Linked DNA regions of Mus musculus: all the other regions are linked to region 2. A link is a loop called in an ENCODE intact Hi-C map of the cell type or tissue named here. Cell type or tissue: heart. All regions are shown on one strand. Region 1 overlaps Braf (Braf transforming gene). Region 2 has its middle 28 kb from the start of Mrps33. Region 3 has its middle 5.2 kb from the start of Dennd2a. Region 4 holds the start of Braf (Braf transforming gene). Region 5 holds the start of Ndufb2 (NADH:ubiquinone oxidoreductase subunit B2). Region 6 holds the start of Adck2 (aarF domain containing kinase 2). Region 7 overlaps Braf (Braf transforming gene).

Region 1 (4,000 bases), 96 kb after region 2:
TCTAAATACTCAGGTGTTTGAATCTCTTATAGATAGGGATGCAATACTAGATGGAAAAAGGTTAGTACAGTTACTATAATCATAAACCCCACTCAATTGTCTAAAGCCCCGAGAACACTGGCAGTTACTGCAGTCTGTTGTCTACATTAAAATAGTTTTAATCCCTATGCTAAGTGATCTTTATTTAGATTCTTTTACTTTTTTAGGTATGGAATATCAAGCAAATGATTAAGTTGACACAGGAACATATAGAGGCCCTATTGGACAAATTTGGTGGAGAGCATAACCCACCATCAATATACCTGGAGGTAAGTTTTGAGTATTACTTTATGGTAATTTTGAGAGAAAAATGTATTAAAATGTTTTATAGTCATAGTTTTGGTTATTTAGAGAGCAGGATTGGAAACATTGGAAGAATTTACTTTGTCTTTTTTTTTTTTTTTTCCTTAGTCTTGTTTTCATTCACTTGTTGCAATCTGCATGTATTAGTTTTATTTGGAAAATGTCAAAACTGAGAGGAATGTCTCCTATAAACTTCAAAATATTGCCTGATGGGCTGGTGAGATGGCTCAGTGGGTAAGAGCACCCGACTGCTCTTCCAAAGGTCCAGAGTTCAAATCCCAGCAACCACATGGTGGCTCATAACCATCCGTAACGAGATCTGATGCCCTCTTCTGGTATATCTGAAGACAGCTACAGTGTACTTACATATAATAATAAATAAATCTTTAAAAAAAAAAAAATTGCCTGAATTTTAAAAAAAATTACTAAAAAGAGAGAAAGAAAAAGCACACTGTTTTGGTAGTCAGCAGAATGAGTTACCATCTTGGGAAATTTGGATGGTTTTGTAAAATATCTTTTTGAGAGTAAGTTTCCCAGAGTTGTTTTCTCCTTTCTTATAGATAGTTTATAATCTTGGAATGGCCCAGTACTGCTCAGTCTTGCTGCTTAGTGATGCCTTGAGATTTGTATCATCTGCCTTGAGTGAGATTATAAATCTGTAGTTAGCCATTGTTCTTAATCCTGTGAGGCAGTAGGTACTAGGTAGTCATAGATAGGCCTTCTTGCCCTTAGTTTCCTTCTAAAAGTCAGTCAGTCCTTAGCAAGCAGGCTCTGTGGGCTCGACAAGACTGCTTGCCACAGCTTTCTACTGCCTTTCTCCAGTAACGCTTGCTCAGCTATAATTGCATGATGGTATGTGCTGTTAGTCCCAGGTCTGAGACTTTGAGGTCAACCTGGGCTACATAGTAAGTTCTAATAGAGACACCTAAGCTACACAATGAGACTCTGTCTCAAAAAAAATAAAATAAAATAAAATAAAACAAAGACCAAGTAAGCATTTGGCTTCAAATATCAGAGATTTTAAAACATGGTTTGAACAACTTGTAACTAAAATTTCTAATTTACCAATCTACTTTTTTTTTTAAGAATTATTTATTTACTTTATGAGTACACTGTAGCTGTCTTCAGACACACCAGAAGAGGGCATCAGATCCCAATACAGATGGTTGTGAGCCACCTTGTGGTTGCTGGGAAGTGAACTTAGGACTTCTGAAAGATCAGTCAGTGCTCTTAACTGCTGAGCCATCTCTCCAGCCCCTCAATTATTTTTCAAAGAAAAATTAAGTCTTCATTATTTTGTGAGAAAGTTAAGTTTGTGTTTATAAAACAAACCTTGGAACTTTGGAAACACCAACTAAACTGTTCTTCTCTTGTCTTCCTCATGACTTATTCTGGATCACACTGCTGCTTATGCTATAAAATGTAGGACTAGAATTCTATCTGTACTTTCAGTTGTGTGGTAGGAGCCAAGCAAAGAAGTAAGAAGTAGTCTTAGTATAGTCTTAATGAAAGTGCTCATTTTTGTTTATCAACCATACAACAGAAGCAACAGTTTGTCTCTGTCTATTGGGCACTTTCCCACATTTGAATCAATGAACATGTTATTTATAGTCATGATGGATTGTTTCAGCCAGACACATACTCTTCAGACATTTGAATACTTAAAAATTGATTAGTAAAAAGAAAAACATTTGTGCTTATTCTTATTCTATGCCCTGTACTGTGTTAAATGCTTTTATTAATACTTACAATTACTTTTAGCAAATTCCTGCATAGGTATTTTATTTCTCTTTGACAGGCTAAATAGAGAGGTTAAGTAACTTACTTCAAGTGGTAGGTAACTATTGCTGAAGGGAGAAGGCAGATATCTAGCTTACAAATCTATGATACTGACCACTGCCTTATTCTACAGCTTTGCTATCCTGTTGTGTCTCTGCCCTCGTGCTAAACATTTCTAATTTCTTTATCTATTTTTTGTTGTACAAAATGTGGACTTTTTTTTCAAATGTATTTAATTGGATTGGTTTCTTTTTACAACTATGCATACAAACTTGAATCATATATTCAAAAACAGTGTAACATCAAAGCAAAGTTTAATGGGTTTTAAGTATGTGACAAAGTAATAGATTCCATATGTACTAATGACATATAGCTATAGTGAATATTTATGAAACATTTAGAAAAAAATTAGGATAGTATTATATGTAATAGTTTAAGAACTATTTTATAGTTACAAAATAGCATAGTTCCTGAGATATGCTAAGGTTCTACAGATAGGGGTACTCACTGAATACCCTGTAATATTTATACTGTTTGCAGTGATATTTAAAAAAAAAAATGTGCCGGGTGTGGTAGTGCACACCTTTAATCCCAGCACTCAGGAGGCAGAGGCAGATGAATTTCTGAGTTCGAGGCCAGTCTGGTCTACAGAGTGAGTTCCAGGACAGCCAGGGCTATACAGAGAAATCCTGTCTCAAAAAACAACAACAACAAAATGTTTAAGAGCCAAAAATCTGTATCTTCAAACAGATTGTGCTTCAGAGCAGGGAGGGACTTATAGACAATGACCATATAAAGCACTTAGAATATTATTAATATTAATTAGCATTTGATACACCATGAAGAAGACTGACGGATGACAGGATGCTTGCTTGTGGAAAGCTAGCTGACCATCCCAAGGGAAAAGACTCAGGGACTAAACTTTGAAGGCCTTCAGTCAAAAGCCAGTTCATTCTCCTGATGACTCCCAAGGTGTGCCATTCTTCAGGGTTTTAGGTTCACTCTTTAAGAACAGTTTTTTCCTAGAATAAAAGATACATTGAATTTACCACTTTAAAAAATAAATATTTAGGGTTGGAGAGATAGCTCTGCAGTTAAGAGCACTGGCTGCTCTTCCAGAGGCCCTGAGTTTAATTCCCAGCAACCACATGGTTTTACCATCTGTAATGGATACCCTCTTTTGATGTGTCTGAAGACAGTGACAGTGTACTCATATACATAGAATAAATAAATTTAAAATGAATAAATAATTTTTTAGCAAATTCATTTTATTTTGAAACCATCAACACAGTCCAGAACTTTTCATCATTTAAGACTGATCTTTTAGGCCGGGCGTGGTGGCGCACACCTTTAATTCCAGCACTTGGGAGGCAGAGGCAGGCGGATTTCTGAGTTCGAAGCCAGCCTGGTCTACAGAGTGAGTTCCAGGACAGCCAGGGCTATACAGAGAAACCCTGTCTAGAAAACCCAAAAAAAAAAAAAAAAAAAAAAAAAAAAAGGACTGATCTTTTTACTTTACATATTAACTACCAGATCCACATTTTCTTCTGATTATGATCTGTAATAACAACTACATACTCCTGTGTCTGTGAATTTGACTGTTTTAAAAGAATCACATCATTTGTCCTTTTGTGACTGGTTTATTTTACTTAGCATGTTTTCAAGAACTATACATGTTGCAACATGGATAACACGTGTGTAAAAAGTCCCTTGCTTGCTAGGGGGAATCTCGTGGTAGAATGTTTGCCTATTTTTGGCTGCTTGAATTGCAAAAAATGATGAATGGCCATGGGTGAAAGATAATTGAATTCTTGCTTTCAAATTTTAAAACAAGGGTTTTTTGTTGTTTTGTTTGTTTGCTTGTTTGTTTTCCCGAGAC
Region 2 (4,000 bases):
AAGCCACGTCTGTTCCCTTTTACTAGATAATTGCTTTGATGTTATTGAATTTTATTTAACAAATGTAAATGTTAGTTAACAAATGTAAATGTTATTTAACAAATGTTCAGAGAAACAGGACTATTTGAAAAAAATGTTACAAAATTACTGTATAATCTTTGCCCAGAAACCCCAAAAGATTAAAAAATTCAAGACCTTCTGGCACTGTGCACACGTGTTGGAAGGGTAAGAGGAGGAGGGGAGATGTAATGTACATTGTAAAATTTTTTGAAGGTAAAGAAAAAAATATGTTCTTTGGCCTGTAAATATTTTTCATTCTCTAAACCAACGAAATTCTATAGCCATAATACATGACCATAATGCAATTACCAAATCATCCTGGTTGTCACATTATTGATATTGTTTAAATCCTGTTAGTTAAAGTCATATCTAAGTTTTTTTCAATTGCCACAATAATGACTTGTCGTTGTTTTGTTTATTCAGAGTCTGGCTACATAGCTTAAACTGTCTTGGAATTCACAGTCCTTCAGCCTCAGCCCCATTAAGTCCTGAAATTACAGGTTTACATCACCAGGCCCAGCCAATCATGAGTTTTACAGGAAAGGAAGGCCCAGATGATGAACCGAACTCACTTGTCCTACCTCGATGCCCTCCTTAAACTTAAGCCGCTCCTTCGCTCATGCTCATTCGGCTTTCCTTGTTTTTCATGGGCTCTGCATCTGCCTCCCAAGTGCTGAGATCAAAGGCCTGGCTATGTTATCCTTTAGGAGGGGGCGGGGGGGGGGGGAGAGAGAGGGGGGGAGAAGAGAGAGAGAGAGAGAGAGAGAGAGAGAGAGAGAGAGAGAGAGAGAGAGAGTCTTTCTGATCAGTACAGTCTGGTTCTTCTATAGCAGGCTGCTCACTCGGGAATTATCTAGTGTTTCCTCAGGACTCCAGTCAGTTACCTCGAGTGCAGCCTCTCCAGGCTTCCCACCCAGAAGTCTGCGATGTTCCATTTCAGCGGAATACATTTGGGCCTGGCGCCAGTAGAGGCCAGAAGAGGGAGTCGGATCCCTTGGGAACAGAGTTGCAGACAGTTGTAAACTGGCATGTGGTTGCTGGGGATTGAACCTGGGTCCTCTGTTAGAGTGCTCTTAACCTGCTCTTAACTGCGGAGCCATTTTTCTGTTCCCTGGAGCATTTTTTTAAAAAGATTTATTTATTATTACATATAAGTACACTGTAGTTGTCTTTAGACACACCAGAAGAGGACATCCGATCTCATTATGGATGGTTGTGAGCCACCATGTAGATGCTGGGATTTGAACTCAGGACCTTTGGAAGAGCAGTCAGTGCTCTTAACCGCAGAGCCATCTCTCCAGCACCCACCACCACCACCACCACCAAGCAATTTTTAAAAGGTGGATTGTTTTTTATTCCTCCCCAAATTCCCAAAGATACTGGTGAAAAATGCTGGTCAGTGTCACAAGACTCCAGATTTAAAGATACTGACTTTCCCCCTCCCCTACTTCTCCCTCTTGCTCCAGCCTGGCTCTCTCCAGCCCATAGGTTTTTTGGTTTTTGTTTTTAATTTGTTTCTCATTATAGATAGTTGTGAGCCACAATGTGGTTGCTGGTATTTGAACTCATGACCTCCAGAAGAACGGTCAGTGATCTTAGCCGCTGAGCCATCTCACCAACCCAAAGATACTGATTTTTAATTAGTAGATCTCTAATCTATATATTTAGCGATTTCCTTATTAAGTGTAAATTTCACTTAAAACTTAACCTTTGTTGTCATTTTTGTTTTTTACTTCACTCAGCTTATATATTTTCCTGTAATTAGGGTACTTTCCACCAGGTGGCAGTACTGTCCCAGTCATAGTAATCTGTCCAGCAAAAAAATTTCCCTTACAAAGGGTGTTCCAGAACACGGGGATGGCTCACATCACCTAGCAGGTGAGAAGTCCTAGCTTTGGTCCCCAGAACTCCCAAAAAGAAAAGGACAGTATAGCCAGGCACTCAGGACGCAGGGACAGACAGCTCTGTGTAAGTTCCCAGCTAGTTTGGTCTATGTAGCAAGTTTCAGACCTGCCCAGCCTATATATAGTATTTCTTTTTCTATTTTGAAGTGTACTAATATGTAAGTACATTTCTGAACCGAACTGGATATGATATATATTTCCCAAAATAAAATAAAATAAAATAAAAGCTTGTTCTAATCTTCATGGTTTGGCCAACAGTGTCCAAGGCTCGCTCACCAGCACACAGCTTTTCATCAGCGCCTAGGAGCTACACACCTTAAATTACACCCTGAAATCAAAGCTTAACTGGAGGCCACCCCAGTTAGATCAAGTCTGACTGTTGGCAGGCTTGAAGATGGAGGATGAGGCTACCGTAGGCCAATGTAAACACAGGAGGTCCTGACCACTCTGCTAGTGGCTATCTGGGGGGTAAAGTCTATAGTCCCCTGACCCAGGCTGGAAAAGTGAGAAACTTCCAAGTCACACTGATGCTATCTCCCCCACATTCCTAATCTTCTAGGAATTTCAGGGCTGCCTCGCCTCTACCGCCTTGAAATGTTATCTCGTATGAAAAAAAAAGGAGGCAAGAAATGCTATGTCTGGTAGGCCGCTTGCAACTGCAGACTTTAAAAATCCAAGCTGGAAAACAGCCTTAGAGAAGTAGCTAAAACCCCACGCCGAGGCTGTTGACCAGTCTGGCGTGCCAGCGGCTAAGTATTTTACCCTCGGTCCCTTCAGGTACAAATCAAACCGGAGTTACATAGGACTCTTAACAAACATGCTCTAACAGGCACATGTGTGGACTTGTGAAATCTGTGGTCACTTCCTAAGGCCGGGCTCACAAAGCCAGTTCTTAACAAACATGACTAAGAGTAGTTCCTCTTAGTCATGACGCCTGCGTTTCACATAGGTTCCAGAGCGAGGTTTTGCTGGGAGCTGCTGAACCAGTCATTTAGGCTTCTTCTAAGAGTGGATGATTATGAAGGCATATCATAAGTGGAACTGAAAAGCAAATGAACGCATCGCCAACAAAAATACTTAAATAATTTAAATTGGCCTAAAAAAAAAAAAAACACTCACACACAAACAAAAAACAAAAGCAAAAGCAAAAAAGCAAGCCAGCCCACTGTGTCTGCTTCCCGGCTAGCTGACTCTCGTTCTGTACCCTGGGGCTCACAGTTTCCTCCGAAGGAGCTGTTTCTGGTTATTACAGGAAAGGCATTCATTCCCAGGCAGATCTCCCCTACAGTTTAGCTCCTCTGGCCTCACACCCGATGTGTGTTTACCCAGTGTCTCCCTGTCTCTGTGTGGTTGGTGTGTGTGTTTGGGGGATGGGGAGGGGGAGGGGGCGCGTGCGTCAAAGCCAGGACCTCTACCACTGAGTTACGTACTCAGGCCTCTTGTGCTTTATTGTACTTTAGTTTCTGTTGGTTTCCCTGCAAAAGGAGCGACAGAACCTTTTACAACAAACACCAAGCAGTCATATACCATCAGTCCTTAAATCCACGGATATCTTAGTCTCCTCTAGAAGCTCAGAAAGAAAACCAAGAGGAAGAAAAGGAGCACAGAGAACTAGGGGGTGAAAGGTCATTTGTCCGGGGAGGAGAATTTCCCAGTAACACCCCACCCCCTCCCCCCTGGCTTTCTGTGACCGGCAGCTCATCCTGCTGTCAGCAGACAGCCGCTCAAAGCGCTCCTGCTGAGATTTGCAGTCCAACTGGTTCCTAACAGGCAGCAGTTTTAACGACAAGAATCTTTACCTTTGCCTTCCAGACCCAGGAAGAGATAAGTCTGTGTGGCTGCAGGTTCCCCAGCCAGCTGCCTCTAACTCCCGCACTCCGGAGACTAAGGCAGGAAGATCACCAAGCCACAAGTCCGGCCTGAGCTGCACGCATACAACGCGAGACCCTGTCTATACGATTTCATTTTAAAAACAAAAGTTAAATATACACATACCAAAAAAGAAAGAAAGAAAAGAAAAATAGAAGGCTTTATTG
Region 3 (4,000 bases), 220 kb after region 2:
GTGGTTGCTGGGAATTGAATTCAGGACTTCTGGAAGAGCAGTCAGTGCTCTTAACTGCAAAACCATCTCTCCAGCCCAACACCTGCCTTTAATCCCAGCATTTGGTAGGCAGAGGCAGGAGGGAGGCTCTCTGAGTTAGAGGCTAGCCTGGTCAACATAGCAAGTTCCAGGACAGCCAGGGCTACACAGAGAAACCCAGTCTCAAAAAAAATACAAAAAACAAACCAGGGCTAGAGAAATGGCTCAGCAGTTAAGAGGCTCTGCTCTTCCAGAGATCCTGAGTTCAATTCCCAGCAACCACATGGTGACTCACAACCAACTGATACCCTCTTCTGGTGTATCTGAAGACAGCTATAGTGTACTCACATACACAAAATAAATAAATCTTTTTTTTTAAAAGCAACAACACAGGAGGAGCTAGAGAAAGTACCCAAGGAGCTAAAGGGATCTGCAACCCTATAGGTGGAACAACAATATGAACTAACCAGTACCCCGGAGCTCTTGACTCTAGCTGCATATGTATAAAAAGATGGCCTAGTCAGCCATCACTGGAAAGAGAGGCCCATTGGACACGCAAACTTTATATGCCCCAGTACAGGGGAATGCCAGGGCCAAAAAGGGGGAGTGGGTGGGTAGGGGAGTGGGGGTGGGTGGGTATGGGGGACTTTTGGTATAGCATTGGAAATGTAAATGAGCTAAATACCTAATAAAAAATGGAAAAAAAAAAGCAACAACACAAAAACCATTATAGGTGTGTGTGTATGCATGCGCACACATGCTCAGGAAGAGAGAGAGAGAGAGAGAGAGAATTAAAAGGATTGAAATGAAAAGACCCACTCTACATGTGACTGGCACAATTCCATGGTCTGGGGGCCAGGACTCAAAACAAACAAACAAACAAGCAAACAAACCCAAAGGAGCAGCTGAGCCCCAACCTTGCTCTTCCTGCTTCCCGACTGCCCAGTGCGGTGTGACCAGCTGCTTCAAGCTTCTATTTCTGCCTCACCATGATGGGCCATACCTCAAACAGTGGGTCAGAGTTTTCTCTGAGGAAGGCAGCTAGGTGGTTGAGGTGGGACCTGAGTGAGCTTACATGTCCCCAGATAAGGAGTCCCTAGGAATTGGACTCTGTGCATGAAATATTATACTAGGAGTGACAGGGGCCAACCCAAGAGCCCTACTGGACAGGTGTTTGAGGCCAGTCTGGGCTACAAAGTAAGTTCCAGGACAACCAGGGCTGTTACACAAAGAAACCATGTCTTAAAACACAAACAAAAAAGGAATCCCCACTTCTGATCAAAAATTTGAGTAAATTAATTTTTTTCATAGATAGGTAGATAGATAGACAGACAGACATGAATGTAATCATACGTTCTTTTTCTCTGAATGCAGGCCTGCATAGCCAATTTTTTTGTTTGTTTGTTTGGTTGGTTGGTTGATTTTTAGCTTTTTGGTTTTTTTGAAGACAGGGTTTCTCTTGGCTGGTTTCTCTTGGTCTTCCAGGACAGCCTTGGAACTTGCTGCAAAGCAAAGGACGGGGCTGTCCTGGAACTTACAGAGAAACTTGCCAGCCTCTGCCTTTGAATGCTGGGATTAAGGGCATGAGCCACCATTCCAACTTTTTTTCTCCAAATATTTTAAGGGCATGAGTCACCATTCTAACTTTTTTTCCCCCAGATATTCTGCTAACACCCCAATGAGGGAGACAGAACCAAGGATGGGCCTGACCGTGGGACGAGGACAGGCCTGAGGAGGTGGCTTCCTAAGGAGGAAAGGATCAGGTTCCTAAGGAAGACTAAAAAAGGGCTCTCCAGGATGCTCCACAGGCTCTAAGTCCTGTGGTCTCCAGATGAGAACGCTTTGATCAAGACGCTGTCAACGTAAGACGTAAGACCTATACTTTTCCTTGTCCCCACGCCCCACCCTGTTAGGTTCCTCCTTTGTTCTACCTTATCTAATAGATACGTGTTCCTTCTTTTCACACCAGCGTTCAAGAGAATAGTTAACCAAAGGTCTTGTTCATCATTGACGCTGTGTACACGTTTCACCTACGCTCTGGCAGACAATTGTCAATGAGTCAAAATAACGAGCCTGCCAAGCGCCCAAAAGGAGCCAGCAGATCCTAGTATACCAAACTGGGAGGAAACCCCGATCTGAGACTTGTCCAATTCATGGCACTACCTGTACTTTCCACAAGGGGGAACCGTAGCAAAGACATGAATAGGATGCTGATAAAGAGAGCTAGAAAAGTAGGTGGTGCTGGGCAGAACGGCTCTCTCAGGCAGTCTGGTGTGAAAGAACTTGGGTTCAGCTGACAGGCCTTGAAACAAATTAAGTTACTCAGGAAAAATTTCGCATCCGAAACGATTATTGCTAGAAACGAGAAAATGTGAGGGCGATGTCCGAAGGTTCAGTCTTCAGTTGATATCCAGTTTCTCGGAGCGCTAACCTGCTCGGGTCCCTGGGTGCCCTCCCATCTCCCCTGACTGCTGGGTAAGTGAGCTTTGCGCTGCTTATCACTCTTTGATTGAAGGCTCTGCTGAGAGACGTAAACCTCCCTATTTATCCTCAGCCCGACACGCCCTGAATTCATGGGGAAAAGAGAAAGCAGAGAAAATGGGGAAACTAAACTAAAAGAAATAGAGACATGGCACGGTGGTTAAGGGAACTTGAGCAACCATGAGTTTGGATCCCAGCACTTACAAAATAAGCAGGGTGTGGTCTTGCATGAGCCCTTAACCCCAGCCCTGGGTGGGGAAGGCAAAGACAAGCAGATCAATGGGGCTTATTGGCTGCCGCTCCAGCCAAAAATACCCACAAAAAAACAAAAACAAAACAACAAACAAACAAACAAAGACAAAATGTAAACTTCAGGTCCAAGGAGAGACCCTGTCTCAAAGGAAAAAGGTGGAAGGTGATCAAAGACACTCCTAGGCCTTTTTTTTTTTTTTTTTAATCCTGGTCTGGCCTCAAACTCAGAAATCCGCCTGCCTCTGCCTCCCAAGTGCTGGGATTAAAGGTGTGCGCCACCACTGCCTGGCCCTCCTCAGCCTTTCAAATACCCACATACATACCACACCTTCCTCCTCTCCCTTTCCCTCTCCTTCCTCCCCTTTCCCTCCTATTTCTCTCTCTCCTACACGCGCGCGCGCGCACACACACACACACACACACACACACACACAGAGAAAGAGAGAGAGAGAGAGAGAGAGAGAGAGAGAGAGAGAATATTAACAGGAGACAGGAGATCTAATTTGAGTTCTCCTCTCAATTGGGCCCCAGCCTAGCAGCAAACCCTCTTCTCCATTATCTGACATCATCTTCACCAACACATCGAGATGGTTACAACTGTTTCCATTTCCATTTTATCCATGAAAACTAGTCTCTCTGCCAGGCAGTGGTGGCGCATGCCTTTAGTCCCAGCACTTGGGAGTCAGAGGCAGGCGGATTTCTGAGTTCGAGCTCAGCTTGGTCTACAGAGTGAGTTTCAGGACAGCCAGGGCTACACAGAGAAACCCTGTCTTGAAAAAAAATAAAACACAAAAACAGGAGAAGAAGAAGGAGAAGAAGAAGAAGAAGAAGAAGAAGAAGAAGAAGAAGAAGAAGAAGAAGAAGAAGAAGAAGAAGAAGAAGAAGAAGAAGAAGAAAATATAAAATATGAGTCTCAAAGGTCAAGCAACTTGTTCTAGAGCTAGATGTGACTGTCTAACCCAAAGTCTATGTTCTTCAATAGGACACAGAAGGAAGAGGAGGAAAGGAAACAACAGCTGCTCTGAAGAGGTCCAATGCTGTGATGTTTAGAGAAAGCAGAATTAAAAGCTTATAAGAAGTCATCTCTGTCCCCTTGTCTCATCCTTACCTTTCCCTTCTTGAACCAGAGCATACAGTCAGCACTTCACACCTGTGGATTCTGTGTCTGTGTGCTCTAAAATCTTGGACTCAGCCAGTGGTTGGTGGAAAATATCCTGAGATATACATACAGCTGAAAATGTGTGGTAGG
Region 4 (4,000 bases), 57 kb after region 2:
GGGTTTAAAGGGATGTGCCACCAGTGCTCAGCTGGTAGTATGTATTCTTGAAGTGTCACATGAGAGATGTATCATCAGCAGTAGACATCTCTGCCCACGTACCAGAGGTAATGTCCAATGGAAGTGGGCTACATAGGCCAAATCTGAGTGACATGCAGATTCTATTTGTTAAAGTCACTAGACATCAGCATCTAAGTGACAACTTTGATGAGTTGGTGGTCCTGGACCAGAAATCCTGGACAAGGTCTCAAAAATGTTAACAATCGGGGTCTTTATTTACTTTTCTCTGCCAGTTAAAGAGTAAAAGGCAGGAAAGATCTTAAGCTTGTCTGGTAGCAGTGGAGAAATCTCAAACATAGCCAGCAGGAGCAGACAGGATCAGCAGTTGAAGAAAGGCCTTTACTGAGGGTGAGGAAACACACACACACATACAGCAGGAACACCATTAGTTAACAAAACTAACCAACACACAAGGAAAAAAAATTGAATGAGTGGAAACTAACAGAATCCATCTTAAATGGATGAGGCCAGCCATCCTGTGAAGAAATAATCACATAAGACGTGATCACTGTATAGACTGATGCTGATAAGGATGTTGTTTAAAATGGAACCATGGAAAATGTCTTAGAGGCAGGGCATGGGGGTACATGCCTTTGATCCCAGCACTCAGGAAGCAGAGGTAGTCAGATCTCTGGGAATCAAGTTCCAGGACAGCCAAGCGCTGTTACACAGAGAAACCCTGTCTCAAACAAAACAAAAGAGAAATGTCTTAGAAATTTTAATGTTGTAAAAAAAAATGTTATAATGATACATTCTTAGGGAATAATTTCCTAAAGTAAACCTGGACAGTTAGGGACTAAACAACAACAACAAACAACAACAATACCCCAAAACCCCAACAGTTGTGTTTCAGACAAAATCAAGGAGGAAGTGTCCCTTGCCTGGTTGTTGGCCCTATTTTAGTATGCTTAGACATTATGTATTTATGGTTTTTAAAAACTGCCTTAAACTAGCATAGCTTGATAATATAGTCTCTATCTGTGATCATCTCCTTCACTCGAATCTGTCAGATCATCTTCTGACTTAAATGTAGCTCTCAGGGGAATGTCCCTGCTTGGAAGAGAATGTACAATGTCATTGGCAAACACAGAATAGCTATTTGATTGGTGGCATTTTTTTTCAATACACAAGAACGTAATGCTTTGATTCACCAAGCAGCCACACGTGCACTGCTTACCTTGAAGCAAAGCATCAGTTGCCGGGCCTGTGCTGATCAGACCAAATAGGCAGACATCCTATTGTCAGAAGCTTTCTACCTTTCAACTCATCCTAAATGCAATAAAGAGGTTGGTGGCGACCATCCCCCTTTCCATTAATAGAAGTGCACACACAGACACACAGACAACTCAACTCAAGAGTTAAACTGGAAATTCCTGAATAGTGTTGGTAGCTTCTGTTTTTCACTCCTGTTTTCTCTTTTTCTTAACACACTTCCTCTCTCCATTATTTCCTTCTTTGGTTAAACGTACTTTAACCATGTAATTTACATAAAGAAATTGGGTTTAATTTCTGCAACTTGGGCTTCTCTGAGATGATTTAATTCTCTTCTCCCAATTCTTTTTTTCATATACAGTTTGAAGAGAATGCCTTGGATCAGTCAGGATCTACAAAATATTTTAAATTATTTTCTTTGGAATAAAAATTAGCTATGATGCATAAGATGTCTAAAATGGTCATGTGTTCTCCTCAGGTCCTAGTGCATGGAAGGAGCCAATTGATAGTAAATGACTGAAACTAGGCAATAAATACCCTGAAGACCAGCTTTAGATTTTCATTTATACTTCAACAGATCAAGTCCTTTAGGGACAGGATACAAACACCATACTGAGAATTTAGCTGCTCCAAGACAGTTCTATGAAATTTGGCTTGGCTGATGTTTCAACCTTGGCGTTTAAGGTCTTATTTTTATGACACCCAGAGCTTCTTTGTAACGGCAGTAATAAGTACTACAGACTTTCCGGCCTTCTTCCCTCTAGGATTTTAACTTCTTTAAAACACCACCCCCTGCTCTTCTAGTAAATCCCACATGACAGAACAGGCTGAGAAAAAATAGGAAGCCGGAGCCATGGAAACTGTGCGGGTAGAAACGTGTGAGCGCGAGGGTGGTTGGAGGAGAAGGAACACTCCCCTGGCGACAGCGGCGCGAGGGTGCTCCTCGGATGACGTCACGCACCCAGGTGACGTCACGACCGTGACATGCGGGTGACGCCGTTGCCGCGGCGACTCCTCGTCGTCTCCGCCCCCTCCCCCCCCCAAATCCCCTCAGGCTCGGCTGCGCCGGGGCCGCCGGCGGGTTCCAGAGGTGGCCTCCGCCCCGGCCGCTCCGCCCACGCCCCCCGCGCCTCCGCGCCCGCCTCCGCCCGCCCTGCGCCTCCCTTCCCCCTCCCCGCCCCGCGGCGGCCGCTCGGCCCGGCTCGCGCTTCGAAGATGGCGGCGCTGAGTGGCGGCGGTGGCAGCAGCAGCGGTGGCGGCGGCGGCGGTGGCGGCGGCGGTGGCGGTGGCGACGGCGGCGGCGGCGCCGAGCAGGGCCAGGCTCTGTTCAATGGCGACATGGAGCCGGAGGCCGGCGCTGGCGCCGCGGCCTCTTCGGCTGCGGACCCGGCCATTCCTGAAGAGGTGAGTGGCGGCGCCATCCCCCCCCAGTGCTCGCGCGTCAGGGGCTCGGCGGGCCAGTGTTTATGCGAGGGACCGAGGCAGCAGAAGGAGCCCCGGCAGTGCTTGGTAGCCGGCGGGGAGGTGGTTATCGGCCGAGTGTCCCCCTCTGTCTTGTAGCTCCTCGCTACGTAAACACACACGATGGCCCAGGGGGGTTCCCCGGCCCCCACCCAGATGGGATTGGGGCAGTGGGGGCAGAGCTGGAGCCTTTTCAGAGGGGGCGAAACTCTGGGTTGGAGAAGGTCACGCCTGGCTGAGGCTTCCAGCCCTGCATCCCTGAGATGTTTTCCTTTTTGCTAGCCGGCAGGGACGGCGTCGAGGATGGAGCTTAGTGGCCAGGGCAGTACCCCTTGGTCCCCTAGCCCTAGGAACCGCCGTGTGCGATTACTCCCTGATCCTGGGGATGACGGAGCGCATCTTTCCACTCTCCTCACTATCTTCCCTTTGCAGGCCCTTGTCCCCTTCCCACTTTGCTACTTGTTTGGGGGATTTTTCTTTTGACCGGTTTTTGCCCAGGGGATGATTTTTTTTTTTGGTGTAGTCTTTACTTTTTCAGCCCCAAATTTTACTGTTCCGAAGCTTTTCCCATCCTGGTCTCTGATCCCCGAATAATACTGTTTGTCAGTGCTCCCTTGCTGACCCGTAAACCTCTATCCTCATCCACCACCCCGCTCATTTCTCAACTGTACCTACTTGCTTCTAACCTTAGTTTCCACGGAAGAGCATTTTTGCTCTTCTCTTGCCCTAGTCCCCTTGAGTGCCTCTACTTCATTCCACTGCACCGTCACCTTGTAATCCGTTGTTATCTTCACAAATCCTTTTGGACACTTTGCAAGCTATTCACTCCCTGAACCCCAAAGCTGTCAAGATTCCATCAGGTTTCACTTGGCCCTTTGCTCCCTTGCACTGCTGGCAGTTTGGGTTAGTCTTTCAGTGCACATACACACCTCAGTTGATATCCTTCGTGGGTTTGTTTGTTTGTTTGTTTGTTTGCTTGCTTGCTTGCGTGCTAGCTTGTTTTTAGTGGGTTTAAGTGATCTGGCTCGCTCCCATTTTCGTCCCATCTTTCGTGTTTACCAGTCTTTAGTACTTGGCTTTTGGTAGTCCTTGTATCATTCAACTTATTACATTGTCAAATTACCTAATTTATTCTCTTTTCTCTGTATGTAAAACTTACTACATTTACCATTTGGGCACTGTATCGCATAAACAATACCATATCTTACAAACAATTGGCTAGAATACGGTATTTTACAAACAGTTGTCGAGAGTGACTTGTTTCTGT
Region 5 (4,000 bases), 190 kb after region 2:
CCTTGTTTGCCAACTGTATTTAACAGTTATTACCCAAGATCTACCTGTGCAGCCAGACCATAGTGGCACACACCTTTAATCCCAGGACTCTGGAAGCAGAGGCAGGCAGATCTCTGCGAGTTTGAAGACAGCCTGATCTACAAAGTGAGCTCCAGGGTAGTCAGGGGTACACAGAGAAACCCTGTCCCCAAAAGGGGTGGGGGGAGGAAAGGAGGAAGGCAAAATCTCAATAAACACTTGTGTGTCATGCTTCAGCCAGACTAAGTGCACTGTGGCAATCTAGATACCCTGAGGGGTCTCCCAATTAAAATAAACATGATGCTAAAATGAAATAAATAAAAGGTCCTTTTTCAAGTATCAGTAACTGGGGGGCTGGTGAGATGGCTCAGTGGGTAAGAGCACCCGACTGCTCTTCCGAAGGTCCAGAGTTCAAATCCCAGCAACCACATGGTGGCTCACAACCATCCGTACACGAGATCTGACTCCCTCTTCTGAAGTGTCTGAAGACAGCTACAATGTACTTTCATATAATAAATAAATAAATCTTAAAAAAAAAAAAAAAAGTATCAGTAACTGAGCACAAATGCCTGGGAAGCCAGTACTGAAGCTGGCATTCACAGGGATCCCACTCTGACGACTCAGAGACCCAAGACAAGTGGTCTATCATTAGACTCCTGAATCAAGCTGTAGCCCCATAATGAAAGGGCGAAAAGTAATAATAAATCAACGAGAAGGAAACTGAAACTTAGTTACCAGAAGCCAAACTTCAGGTAAGTTTCCACCTGAACTATTGCTGGGTTGGACCTTTTGTGGCCCAAAAACCCAAACCAAGGGCTGGGAACTTAGATGAATAGTGGAACCCTTCTTCCCCCGTTGGAGGTAAGGGAAATCCAAGCTAAGTAGTGAAACTGGACGGGAAGCATCCCCAAAACGGTATGAAGATCTTAAAAGAAATCTCGGTGGACAAAACCTGCCAGGTTATATGCGAGCGAGAGAGAGACAGAGACAGAGAGACAGAGACAGACAGAGACTGAGAGACAGATCAATACAACAAAATAAAGCTATAAGTATTACAAATCTCGGGTGGAGAGAAGGCAAAATGAGTAAGACACAGCATCCAATCTAGGATTTAAAGTGCCAAATCTAAACACTGACTTGGGGGCGCACGCCTTTAATCCCAGCACTCCGAAAGCAGAGACAGGAGGATCACTAATGAGTTCCAGGTCAGTCGAGGCTACACAGTGAGGCTCAAAAAAAGTGCCAAATTTTAATCGTAAAAATGTACCTAATGGTGAAAAGAACAGACTATACTACCTTACTGACTCAAGGTCTCCGTGTCTGCCCTGCCTGGACCCGTCTTGTCTCTGAGCCCATCTCCACCCGTCTCCATGCGCTCGGGACCTCCACTAGCCAGCTGCTTGGAAGGCTCAGTCCGGGAGACTGTGCGGGACTGGATTCTTATCACTCGGGTCTTAGTTAACGCCTCTCTCCCGCAACCCTGCGCCATCCCTTCACCTCTAGCCCACCAAGCCGACTAAAAGGCCAGTCTCGGTCCAGGCAAAACTACAAGACCCAGCATGCCTCGGGCGGCAGCGGAGTTTCACGCACCCTCCCGGGCGACTGCTTCAAGGTGACAGCGTCCGGATGGCAGCGCTGCCTGTTCAAGCCGGCCGAACCCTCGCCCCCGCCCGACACTCACTGACGGACTCCACTGTCTCCAGCCGCCCGCGCGCGGCAGCCCCGGAGCAGGCGGCCTCCGACGCGGCCGAAAGGTACCAGACGGGTGAGCGCAGACATACTAGCAAGACTGCAGTTCCCACCCCTGATGCGTCACTTCCCCGAGTCCCGGCCCGTGACGTCACTGCGTCGCACTGCGTCTCTACCCGGGCTGATGGTAGGCCACAGGGGACAAGTTCAAGCCATTGGCGGACCTTAGAGGCTCCAGGTTAACGGGCAGATAGGTCGTCCTTCAGGAGGAGCCCTGGCTGCCTCGTGGCACAGCCTGGCAAGGTGCTCTTGGCTGACCTTACTGCTGCTCCCTGCTTTGGCTCATATAGACGGTGCTTTCATGCATGTTCTTGCCACTGTGGGCCCTTGTTAAAGGCCTAAGCCCTTTCTGAACCACGCAATGTTTATTTTATAACATCGCAATGTTTATTTTATAGCATCGTTGTTTCAGCATTGTTCTGAATGACTAATCAGCCAGGGTGTTAAATTTCAGAACCTGGACTGGTGGCACGGGAATCACCTGAGGAACCCAACCCGGCACACTCGGAATAAGTCGGCCAGGAACATGGGGGAAAGTTCCTAACGCCTCGAGCCTTAGCCAATTCGAGGTTTTTTGGCATTTCCTCTTGTTATTAATGTAATAAGCAAGCAGAAAAATAAGGACATGAGGGCAGTCCAGTTAAGATGCAACACCAAGATGGCAACAAATCGAGACCTGACTTCAGCCGTAGAAATGTACTCGCAGTGGGAGCTGTAACACAAATAGATGCACGTAGACGCGCAGATGCGCTCAGTCTCCGGCCATTAGTGGGGAGGGAATATGAATTTTCAAGCTCATCCTCATAAAACAAGACATACATATCTGTTCCGAGTTACTAGGTCTATAGGATAGCCTACTGTCATCTTTCCAGAAAAACTAATTTTTTCACTCACTTCAGATTTCCTTCAAGAAACAAAGGCTCCACTGGCTATTAAAATAGTCCGCCTTCCTCGGCCTGCTTTTTTCTCTCAGTATTGCCTCTGTTGAAATCTGGATAGACTCCAAACCTAAGACTACTCCTAACCCCAAGAGGTTGTGAGAAACGGACTTTTTTCTATAAACAGTAGCTAGCACACCAACAGTCAATACTCTAATAATCTCCACCTTGTAAAATTATTCAAGTATTTTAATCATCTGGAAAACCTGTTTACACAAAGGCCTTCCATTCTGACGACAAGAGCTATGGACCCCTTCCTTCCCTCCTTCCTTTGCATCTATTAGGAACTATCCAACCATGGCAGAGTCTGAGGTCGCACTCTACCAATAGGATGAGACACAGTCATCACCTGTATTAGAATAACAACTGAACTTCCCGCCCTAGTGTGCTTGCAAGGCCACTGTAAGTTATGGCACATTTTACCAAAAGAAAAATTAATAATAATAATAATAATATGTTGCTTTGCAGGATTACTTTCGCTATGATCTAGTGGGTAGGGGTGTGTGTGATACCAAGAATATTGATTCCAACAAGGTCTTCCCTGGTACATTATGGTTTGGGTTGGTTGATTTGAAGAACATGCAGTTTTAGGTTATAACATTAGTGTACCAACATCACATATTAGAAATTTGCTATGATGTTTCATATTCAAGAGTCAAGTACTCATCAAGGCCAGACTTGAATTTAGTGACTTGGAAGCATCAAATATGACTGATAATTTGCCTTCTGTGCCCATATGTGGGCCTCTTTGCCCTTTTATGTAACAGGAAACCTGTCCTAGGAGTCAAACCCAAGGGAGACCTTGAGTGTTGTTATGTGTGGGCTCACATGTACCATGGCATAAATGTGGTGATCAGAGCACAGTCAATCAAGAGATTATTCTCTTCTTCTGCCATCTGAGATCCAGGCTTCCATTATTTTATTTGTGTGTGTGTGTGTGTGTGTGTGTTGCCACTGCATCCACGCAGTCAGAGGAAATCTGCAGGAATTGGTTCTCCTTTGTCATGCAGGTCCCATGAACTCAGACCAGAAGGTGTGGCCGAACACACCTCTATTCTTGGAACCTGCTAAGCTACTTCACTGGCTTTACTAAATAGGAATCTTTTTCTTTAGCTCCTCAAAGCTTTTAAAGACAATAGCCCCTCCATTTTCTAAACCTGACTCCATCCCACCAACTTTTGGCTCCCAAATACTGACTTTTGACTGGCAAACTGTGTCTGCTAAATACAAGCCTTGGGTTAAACCTGAACCTGTAGAATTCTATGGATGGAAGTTGACTTTCCAGTTTATAGTCA
Region 6 (4,000 bases), 210 kb after region 2:
CCAATCTTCATCAGCAGTAAATCCATGGACACCTGAGAGAGCAAGCCTGGGTGTAATACCTGCCAGAAAGAACCAGGAGACAAGACAGTGGGTCAGAGGGAAACATTTTACCTAGCCAGCACATGCTCCCACCTTCAAAACAGCCAGAGTGCTTCTTGTCAAAACGAAGGGAAGTAGCCCAATACCCATGATGCTCTTGGGTTGTGGTGGTCCCTCCTCCCCAGAAGTAGCAAAACCCAAGGTTTTTTTTTTTTTTTTTTTCCCCTCCCTCCTTCACACTATTCACACCACTGTTCTCTGAAGTCAAGAAATGAAGTCAGAGCCTATTGTGGAGGAATACACCTTGAATCCCAGCACTCAGGAGGCAGAGGCAGGCAGATCTCTGTAGCTTTGAGGCCAGCCTGGTCTACAGAGTAAGCTCTGGAACAGCCAAGGGGCTACATAGTATAAATCTACCTCAAAAAAAAAAAAAAAAAAAAAAAAAAAGGAGGAGGAGGGGGAAAGGAAAGAAAAAGAAAAAACAAACAAACTTGAGCCAGGAGGTTGTGGCAATCCCTGCTACTTGGGAGGACAATTAAAATAGCAGGGTCTTGTCTACAATTAAAGGCAAAATGAGGCCTCACAATAAACCTCAGTGGCTGAGGGTTTGCCTAGCATGTGTGAACTAAGTTTGACTGCCCCTTAGGTTCAATCCTCACTACAATAAATAAATAAATAAATAAATAAATAAATAAAAGAAATAGCTTGAATTTAACAGGTATTGGTTGAGCTACAATAGCAATAGCAGCCCTAATCCAAACTCAAAATGCTTCAATATCTGACCCGGTAAAGGACTGACAAGTGAAAAATTCCAAACCTGACCTCAGGTGATGCAAGGTCATTACACAGGTGCACTAAAAGTACTTCATGAAATGACCTATAGTCTACATGTCTAAGTTGTGGAGTGTGTGTGTGAGACATAAATGAATTTCACGTTTCGTGTTTAGACTTGGGTCCTATCCCAGGCTATCTCATCCAAGATATACAAATGCTCTACAATCCAGAACCGTATGAAATCCAAAACGCTCCCATTCCCAAGCATTTTTGGAGAAGGAATACTCAGTCTTAGAACAGAAAGCAATGTGCCCCTCACGAGGGTCTCTTTCGGATCTGGGGCAGACAGCTCAGTGGGTAGGTACTTGATTAAAGTGCTAGGCAAGGTCTGAGAGCACTTACTTTCACTGCCACTGGGATGAGGTGATCTGACTTAGGCAGATGCCAGGGAGCCTGAGACACACCCACTTCTGACCCACCAAGGTCAGCTTTAGGAAGAAGCAGTTTTTCTAGAAATGCTTCGTCGGCAAGGTTTTCTGAAGGCTTCCGGTCTTTCATAAAGGGCTCTCTCTGCATCACCACGGCCCTGGTTCCTGGGGCAGAGAGCTCCCCAAGTCTCCAGATCCTGTCTTCCTCCAACAAGGAAATACTAGCGAACGCTTTGTACACTTGGGCCACACAACCTGAACCTACAGGTTCCCGGGTCTCGAAAAAGAGGAGGCTGCCCCAATCCTCCCCAAATGCCTGCTGGAGTAAGTATTCCGTCCTTGCCCAAGGGTGGGGGGTCACCTGGACATGCAGCTTGGAGAACTGGGTACAGAAAGCCTCTGAAAAGAGGTCGCGCCGGGTGCTGGCCCATTGGCCCAATTTGATATATGTTGGGCCTGAGGTCTCTGTAGCTTTGAAAAGCAGATGGAGCCAGAGGGTGGAGAGGCCAGGGGCCAAGTAGGTGAGAGGGTACAAGAAGAGGAGGGGGAAGAATTTCGCCAAGAGCACACCAGCGCGGAGCCCTAGGCGGAGACACAGTAAGACGCGGGCCAGAGGCCCTTCTTGGGCCACCTTCTCCACTAGTCCATTTTCCGCCAGGTCACTCCAGTGAGTCTTTCTCTGGCACAAGCTGCCAGGCGCCCCCTCTCCAACACTGCCATGGGCTGAGATTAATTTGGGCAAAGTACCTAGCAGAAACCAACATAGTCTGGCATTGCGAGAGCATCCCAGGGGTCTGGAATGCCCAAGTTCCTTTCTGAACTCAAAGCATCTTAAGTGTGACAAGCAGACCCTGACAGACAAACGCCAGGGGGTCACCATCCTCTCTAGACCCCTTGGCCTAGACTGCTTGTTCTCTACCTAAAGGGAAGCCATTGTGGAGACGCTCCGTGCCGAAGCGGGGATGAGTCGGACCGCGCCCCCTAGCGCAGCCCAGGAGGGGAGGGATAACGGGGACCTGAGCCGGGGACCACGGGTGACAAGCTGTCCAGCGCCAGAGCTCAGAGTGCAGGGAGTCGCCGAGCGCCAGGGACGGAGATGCGGACCCGCGGCCTAGAGAGAACGACGAAGCCTCAGAGGGCCGCGGGAAGACCTGAGAGGCGCGCTCCGGCGGGCTCACGGGCCAGGCTCCCGGGGGGCGGCGGAGATGCCGAGCCGATGGCTCGGGACCTGCACAGAGCGGGCAGTGACAACCAGGCAGAGAGAGAGAGCACTAAGCGTCCGGGCCAGCGCTGCTCCCAGCTTCCGGTACCTGGTTCCGCCCTCTCTGCCCACGACATGCTCCTTAAAGGGGCCACGGCGCGAACTAGGGCAAAAGCGCCTGGGCACATCGAGTTCCTGTGATGATTTAGAGAAAAAACGCAGACGCGAGCTCTGTAGCCCTCTTTTCCGCGTCTGCCTTTCCTCTTCACAGCCTCGTAGCTTAAATCCTAGAAATATTAAACTACACTGAATATTACAAGTGGGTCCAAAGGAAGGACAGATTTTTCAGCTGCTGAGTTCTTGAGTCTCAGGCTACGCTGACTTAGCGGCGGTGTTTAGACCTTAGGGAATGGCTTATACACTTAACTAAGACTTATTGAGCCAAATCAGGTCTTTCTTGAATTTAATTTAATATTTGTTGAGTCACAAGAATATATACTAAACTAGATAGGTAACGATATTATTTTATGTCAAGCCCAACGAAATAAATGAGTTCGATCCGTGGAACCTACATGAAGGAAGGATGTCACCAATTCCTTTTAAGTCGTGTCCCCCACATACAAAATAAATGTCATAGAAATAAAAATGTAGCAAGGGCCACAGAAGCAGTGAGGAGCTGGTTGAATCATAGGCTGGGCTACTTTGGAGAAGAAAAAAAGGGTGTTGGGAGAGGAGCCAAATAAAAGTTCCAAAGTAGGAAAGACTTTTGATGTTCTGAGGGGTGTGTGTGTGTGTGTGTGTGTGTGTGTGTGTGTGTAGGTGATAGAGCATGGGAACTGAGCCTACATAGCCAGGGAAAGGGCTTGCAATTTCTTCTCAGCGCTCTGGAACTTAAAAAGCTGCCTGCCCTGGGGCACCACAGTCCCTACTACCTATCAACAGCTTTTGTCCCTGTGTGGAAAGAAATTTGCACAAAAGTCTGACCAAGGGTAGATTTAAAGACATCCCAGGTGAAAAGGATTATAGAAAAAGAGAAACAAGGACAAGGCCAGGGTTCCTATCACTGGACATGTCATTCAACCTCAAGACACACACCCCCTGGCCATCCAGAAGGCTCAGAAGATATAGTAATTTCTCCAAAGGTAAGATCAGGGCCACTAACAGTCAGGAATAGTGGAGTGGCCAATGGCTCTTCCTGTATGGTCAATAACAGTCCAGTTCCTAACTCTAAAAGATGGGGTACACCCTTTGGGTTTCCCAAGGCAGACATGATGCCTTACACTGCTTTGAAATGTGGTCAGGTGTCAGGCACGGTGCCCTCACTTTCAATTCCAGTAGGAAAGAAGGAAGGAAGGAAAGAAGGAAGGAAGGAAGGAAGGAAGGAAGGAAGGAAGGAAGGAAGGAAGGAAGGGGGAGGTAAGGAAGGAGGGAAGGAGGGAAGGGAAGGAAGGGGTGGGCAAAATCTGTGAGTTGGAGGTCAGTCTGCTTTGTATAGCAAGCTCCAGGCCAACAGGGACTACATAGTGAGACCCTGTTTCAAAAAAGCAAAATAGGGCTT
Region 7 (4,000 bases), 120 kb after region 2:
TTAGGTTGGCATAAAACGAGCCAGAGCTAGCTGTATATTTAAAATTGTGTCCGAATCTACATATTGGTTTGCATATGAGTCCTATGCTAGTTTACTTAAGAGCTGTTTCGTGTTTACATATACCACAAACTTGCTTCTGTACCACCAAGCCGACCACGGTGTATGTGATCTGAAATGCTGGGAAGCAGGAAGGACAGGAGTGCAGAGTATGGGTATGTAAGTTTAAGGCCAAGCTGGGCTATATGAGATCCTGTCTCGAAAAGAAAGAGAAAGAGAGAATACAATATCACACACATACTAGCACAAATAATTCAGTGTATGACATTTTTTGATGTCCAACCAAATCTTTTTTTGGGTGGGGGAGGGGTTTGAGACAGGGTTTCTCTGTATAGCCCTGGCTGTCCTAGAACTCACTCTGTAGACCAAGCTGGCCTTGAACTCAGAAATCCACCTGCCTCTGCCTCCCGAGTGCTGGGATTAAAGGTGTGTGCCACCATGCCCAGCTGTCCAGCCAAATCTTAAAGTGAATCCTTAAAGTTTTGTAAAACATTGTACTATAGAAGATTTTAAACACATGCAAAGGTAGTGAATGACTTCTCATGGATTTTTAATCAATACTCATTTCAGGGTTTTTTAAATTTTTTTATAATAAAGTTTGAACATAACTGTTTTGTTCAAGTGTGAATTGCCCTGTGGTAAATACATATTCAGACAAATATATATAGTGTTGTTGACTCCGTAACATGAACTCGTGGCTAACATCCCTGTGGCTGAGGCCTGAATTAAGTTTCCCCAACACACACACACACACCTCCCTACCTCTTCCCTGCCAGACACATTACAGTCTTCTCTGGGCTTAGGAGCTCTAAACTGCACTTAAGTACTGTGCTGGGAAACCATCTGAAACAGAAAGCACATAGGTTTATGTAGCAGTAGGTAGGCTGGGAATAGGAATAGGATACAGATTTGTATTCTGAAAGCAGAAAGGTAAACTGTTACTTTGTTCAACCTTAGCTCAGACAGTACATGAATAGGTTTTTCACTGATCTTCATGTATCCATAAACACAATAAAGTTTTTTATATTTTCCAGTGAGTAGACAAATACACACATAATTCCTCACAAATAATGAGGGTTGCCTATATGTCTAGCTATATCTTGAATACTTAAAATTATGAGACCCTGTTCCCTTATGACAAACTTAAGATAGGGCCGCACTCTGTTAACCTGGCTGGCCTGGAACTCACAGAGCTAGGTCCTCCTGCTTTTTGCGTCCCAAGTGCTTGGATTAAAGGTGTGCACCATCATACCCAGCAATAGTTTCAGTGATAATATTAAACTGTGCTTATTTCTAAACACAGGTCCTACCTAGTAGCTTAAAGTAATTAAAGTGACTGTAGCAGTAATCTTCTATTACCTAAAACACCCCTCCTTCTGACTTCCCTAATAAAAGCTGTACTCCCTGTAATCTTTCTGCTTCTCTTTAGTCTTGCAAATTTGCCAGGTAGATGAGGCATGGGAAGGGCTAAACAATAGGATTAACCATTTGCCTTGCCCTCTCCTCCCAGTGTTACTTCTCCTTATATGAGCTTTGTTCTATCAATAGATAGTGATATCTTGATATTAATGTTCTAGGAAATATGTATCAATTGGCACACTCTTAACTACACTAAAACAGGAGCATCTCTCAACCAATGTCATATGTCACTTCAAATAAGACTCAGGTACAATTTAGAAGGTCATATATCTAGTCCTGGACCTATTGCTATCATAAGGAATTAGCAGCTGATTAACATGTACATCATTGAATACTAGAAAAAGCTATTGATAGCCCCAATAGTAATATGAGATTCTAGAGAAGGTCGAGTTCCCAGATAGAGACACTAGGGAAGTAAGTATCGAATATCAGATTGATGCCTGTCTCTGTATGTGTGTGCCTGCCTGCCTCACCTGCACCCTCACCTGTCTGTCTCTCTCTCTTGGATGGTGGTGCATATGCACATGTGTATGTCTGTGAGTGCATGCACTTGTAGAGATCAGAGATCAATGGCAGTTGTTTTTATCACTGTTCAACTTGTTTTTCGAGACAGGGTCTCTCTTGTGAACCAGTTGGCTGACCAAATGACACAGCCCTCCCCCAGGTCCACACTGGAGTTAAAGATGTGCACTGCTACACTCAGCTTTTTAGTGGGTACTGAGGACCCAACTCAAATCCTTATGTTTGTACAGCAAAAGCTTCACCCACTGAGCATCCATCCAGCCTTCCCATATAGCCTAAGACACACATTTTCTTCTGCTATATTCAGAGTCCATAAGGCATCTCTTAATAATCATCAGTGTAACCAAGGACTTATTATACAGCTTGCACCTTTGGTCAAAATAGATGTTTACATCTAGACATAGTAGTGTGTGCTTACAAGAGTTGTGAGGCTGACATAGGAATATCTAGAGAACCAGGCAAGCCTAGGCTACAACAGGCACTGCCTCAAAAAGCAGACAGCAACATTTTTTATTTTACTTTGAGTGTTGACCTTTAAGTATTTTCAGTGGTGGAACCATACTATATTGGTATGTGCAATATAGTGGATATTATGTTTTCTATTCATGTATATGTGTATGTAGTTTTAATAGAAGATGTACACATCTTTTTTTTTCTTTGTTTCAAGCTGATAAAATAATAGTTACTTGGTATAATTTCCTTTGACTAATGAGTAAATTATAGACCCAAGGAATCCATATGATATTTTAAAGATGTTATAAGGTAAATGACTCAGTTTTAAAAAATGATTTGAAAGAAAACCTCCTTCCTTTACCTCTTGCATGTATTTATGTCATAGGTACCCGCAAGATGTGGTGTTACAGTTCGAGACAGTCTAAAGAAAGCACTGATGATGAGAGGTCTCATCCCAGAATGCTGTGCTGTTTACAGAATTCAGGATGGGTATGGTTTGTATGTGTTGTGTCATTTTCTTTGAAAGAAAATTAGACATAAAGCTCTGGGGTTCTTTTGTAGTCTTTCTGCAAATCTCTGGAATGGAGAATTAACTCAAGGACTGGAGAGGTAGCTCAGAACCCACATGGCAGCTCATAGCCATCTGTAATTCCAATTCCAGGGATCTAAAATCTTGTTGTCTCCTCAGGTATGCATGAGGTGTACAGACTTAAATGCCAGGAAAACACCCATACACATTAGAAAAAGAGAGGGTATTTATTACTAAAAGATTTAGAACATCAACTTAAAAAATTGTACTAATACTACTCTTGAAGAAATCTTGAAGACTATTGATAATTTATTTGGTTTTGTTGTTTATTCCTATGACAAATGCCTTTATTAGAGTTTATAATTTCCTTAATTTGTGAACAATTAAAACAGCAGTTCTCAACCTTTCATAGGGGTTGCCTAAGACCACTGAAAATATAGATAATTATTTACAGTGTGATTCATTACAGTAGAAAATTACATTTATGAGTAGCAACATAAATGTTTTTATGGATGGGGGATTGCCACAATATGAAGAACTGTATTAGAGGGTCACAGCATTAGGAAGGTTGAGAACCACTACATTAGAATGTGATCTGTTTAGATAATGTGCATTTCTATAGTCTTCCTTTTTAAATACCAAGCTCATAGTTCCACAAAAAGTTACCAAAATTTACATTTTAATATTGAAGTGTCTTTTCATAAAGTAATATTGTTCCGAGATGGTTATGTTTTGAATCTACATCTTGAGGCATGTTGTTCCTTGGATGGTCTTTTTCTCTGAATTGGATGGTAAGACCATACCTGTGTGTTTGTTTGTTTGTTTGTTTGTCTGTTTTTTAAACCCCAGGAACAATTTGGTTTTGACTGTTGTAGGTTTTTCTGGACCGACTTAAAAGTAAATATATTTATACTGCTCTTTGTTTAAAAGTAATACATTTATTAAAGTTAAACTTAAAAATTAAGACTTTAATTTCTAATGATTGAAAAGTACAGAGCCAAACTTTCTTAATATTAGTTC

The links. A loop is a pair of places that touch in the nucleus more often than their neighbours do. Peaks named below come from ENCODE experiments on the same cell type or tissue, not always from the same donor. Only the 100,000 strongest peaks of a DNase experiment are listed, where the experiment ranks them.
Region 1: it touches region 2 in a loop (2.4-fold over the local background); 13 of 42 quality-filtered maps call a loop at or near these places.
Region 3: it touches region 2 in a loop (7-fold over the local background); 11 of 42 quality-filtered maps call a loop at or near these places.
Region 4: a loop joins it to region 2, with 3 times the contacts of the local background. A loop is called at or near these places in 13 of 42 quality-filtered maps.
Region 5: a loop joins it to region 2, with 2.6 times the contacts of the local background. A loop is called at or near these places in 6 of 42 quality-filtered maps.
Region 6: a loop joins it to region 2, with 5 times the contacts of the local background. A loop is called at or near these places in 13 of 42 quality-filtered maps.
Region 7: it touches region 2 in a loop (2.5-fold over the local background); 9 of 42 quality-filtered maps call a loop at or near these places.

The regions. Positions count from the first base shown.
Region 1 is chr6:39,684,552-39,688,551 of GRCm38, reverse strand. Braf (Braf transforming gene) reads left to right here. Exons shown (of 22, transcript NM_139294.5): 2 at 207-308. Among named protein-coding and RNA genes, the nearest start is that of Braf, 39 kb to the left of the region's middle. In heart, a CTCF peak has its summit at 1,517 (motif pointing right); no DNase peak of the experiment used is centred here.
Region 2 is chr6:39,780,743-39,784,742 of GRCm38, reverse strand. No RefSeq gene overlaps it. Among named protein-coding and RNA genes, the nearest start is that of Mrps33, 28 kb to the left of the region's middle. In heart, a CTCF peak has its summit at 1,829 (motif pointing right); a DNase peak (open chromatin) is centred at 2,752; H3K4me3 peaks cover 1,223 bases; H3K27ac peaks cover 1,713 bases.
Region 3 is chr6:39,561,017-39,565,016 of GRCm38, reverse strand. No RefSeq gene overlaps it. Among named protein-coding and RNA genes, the nearest start is that of Dennd2a, 5.2 kb to the right of the region's middle. In heart, a CTCF peak has its summit at 2,188 (motif pointing right); a DNase peak (open chromatin) is centred at 2,186; H3K4me3 peaks cover 565 bases.
Region 4 is chr6:39,723,783-39,727,782 of GRCm38, reverse strand. It overlaps Braf (Braf transforming gene), which reads left to right and starts at 2,320. Exons shown (of 22, transcript NM_139294.5): 1 at 2,320-2,676. The coding sequence starts at 2,488. In heart, a CTCF peak has its summit at 2,163; DNase peaks (open chromatin) are centred at 2,292 and 2,752; H3K4me3 peaks cover 2,243 bases; H3K27ac peaks cover 1,985 bases.
Region 5 is chr6:39,590,412-39,594,411 of GRCm38, reverse strand. Ndufb2 (NADH:ubiquinone oxidoreductase subunit B2) reads right to left here and starts at 1,847. Exons shown (of 4, transcript NM_001358797.1): 1 at 1,700-1,847. The coding sequence starts at 1,797. In heart, no CTCF peak of the experiment used is centred here; a DNase peak (open chromatin) is centred at 1,851; H3K4me3 peaks cover 1,788 bases; H3K27ac peaks cover 1,409 bases.
Region 6 is chr6:39,572,422-39,576,421 of GRCm38, reverse strand. It overlaps Adck2 (aarF domain containing kinase 2), which reads right to left and starts at 2,546. Exons shown (of 8, transcript NM_178873.3): 1 at 1,216-2,546; 2 at 1-59. The coding sequence starts at 2,121. In heart, a CTCF peak has its summit at 2,232; DNase peaks (open chromatin) are centred at 1,831 and 2,541; H3K4me3 peaks cover 1,918 bases; H3K27ac peaks cover 1,973 bases.
Region 7 is chr6:39,665,186-39,669,185 of GRCm38, reverse strand. Braf (Braf transforming gene) reads left to right here. Exons shown (of 22, transcript NM_139294.5): 5 at 2,837-2,940. Among named protein-coding and RNA genes, the nearest start is that of Gm34389, 51 kb to the right of the region's middle. In heart, no CTCF peak of the experiment used is centred here; no DNase peak of the experiment used is centred here.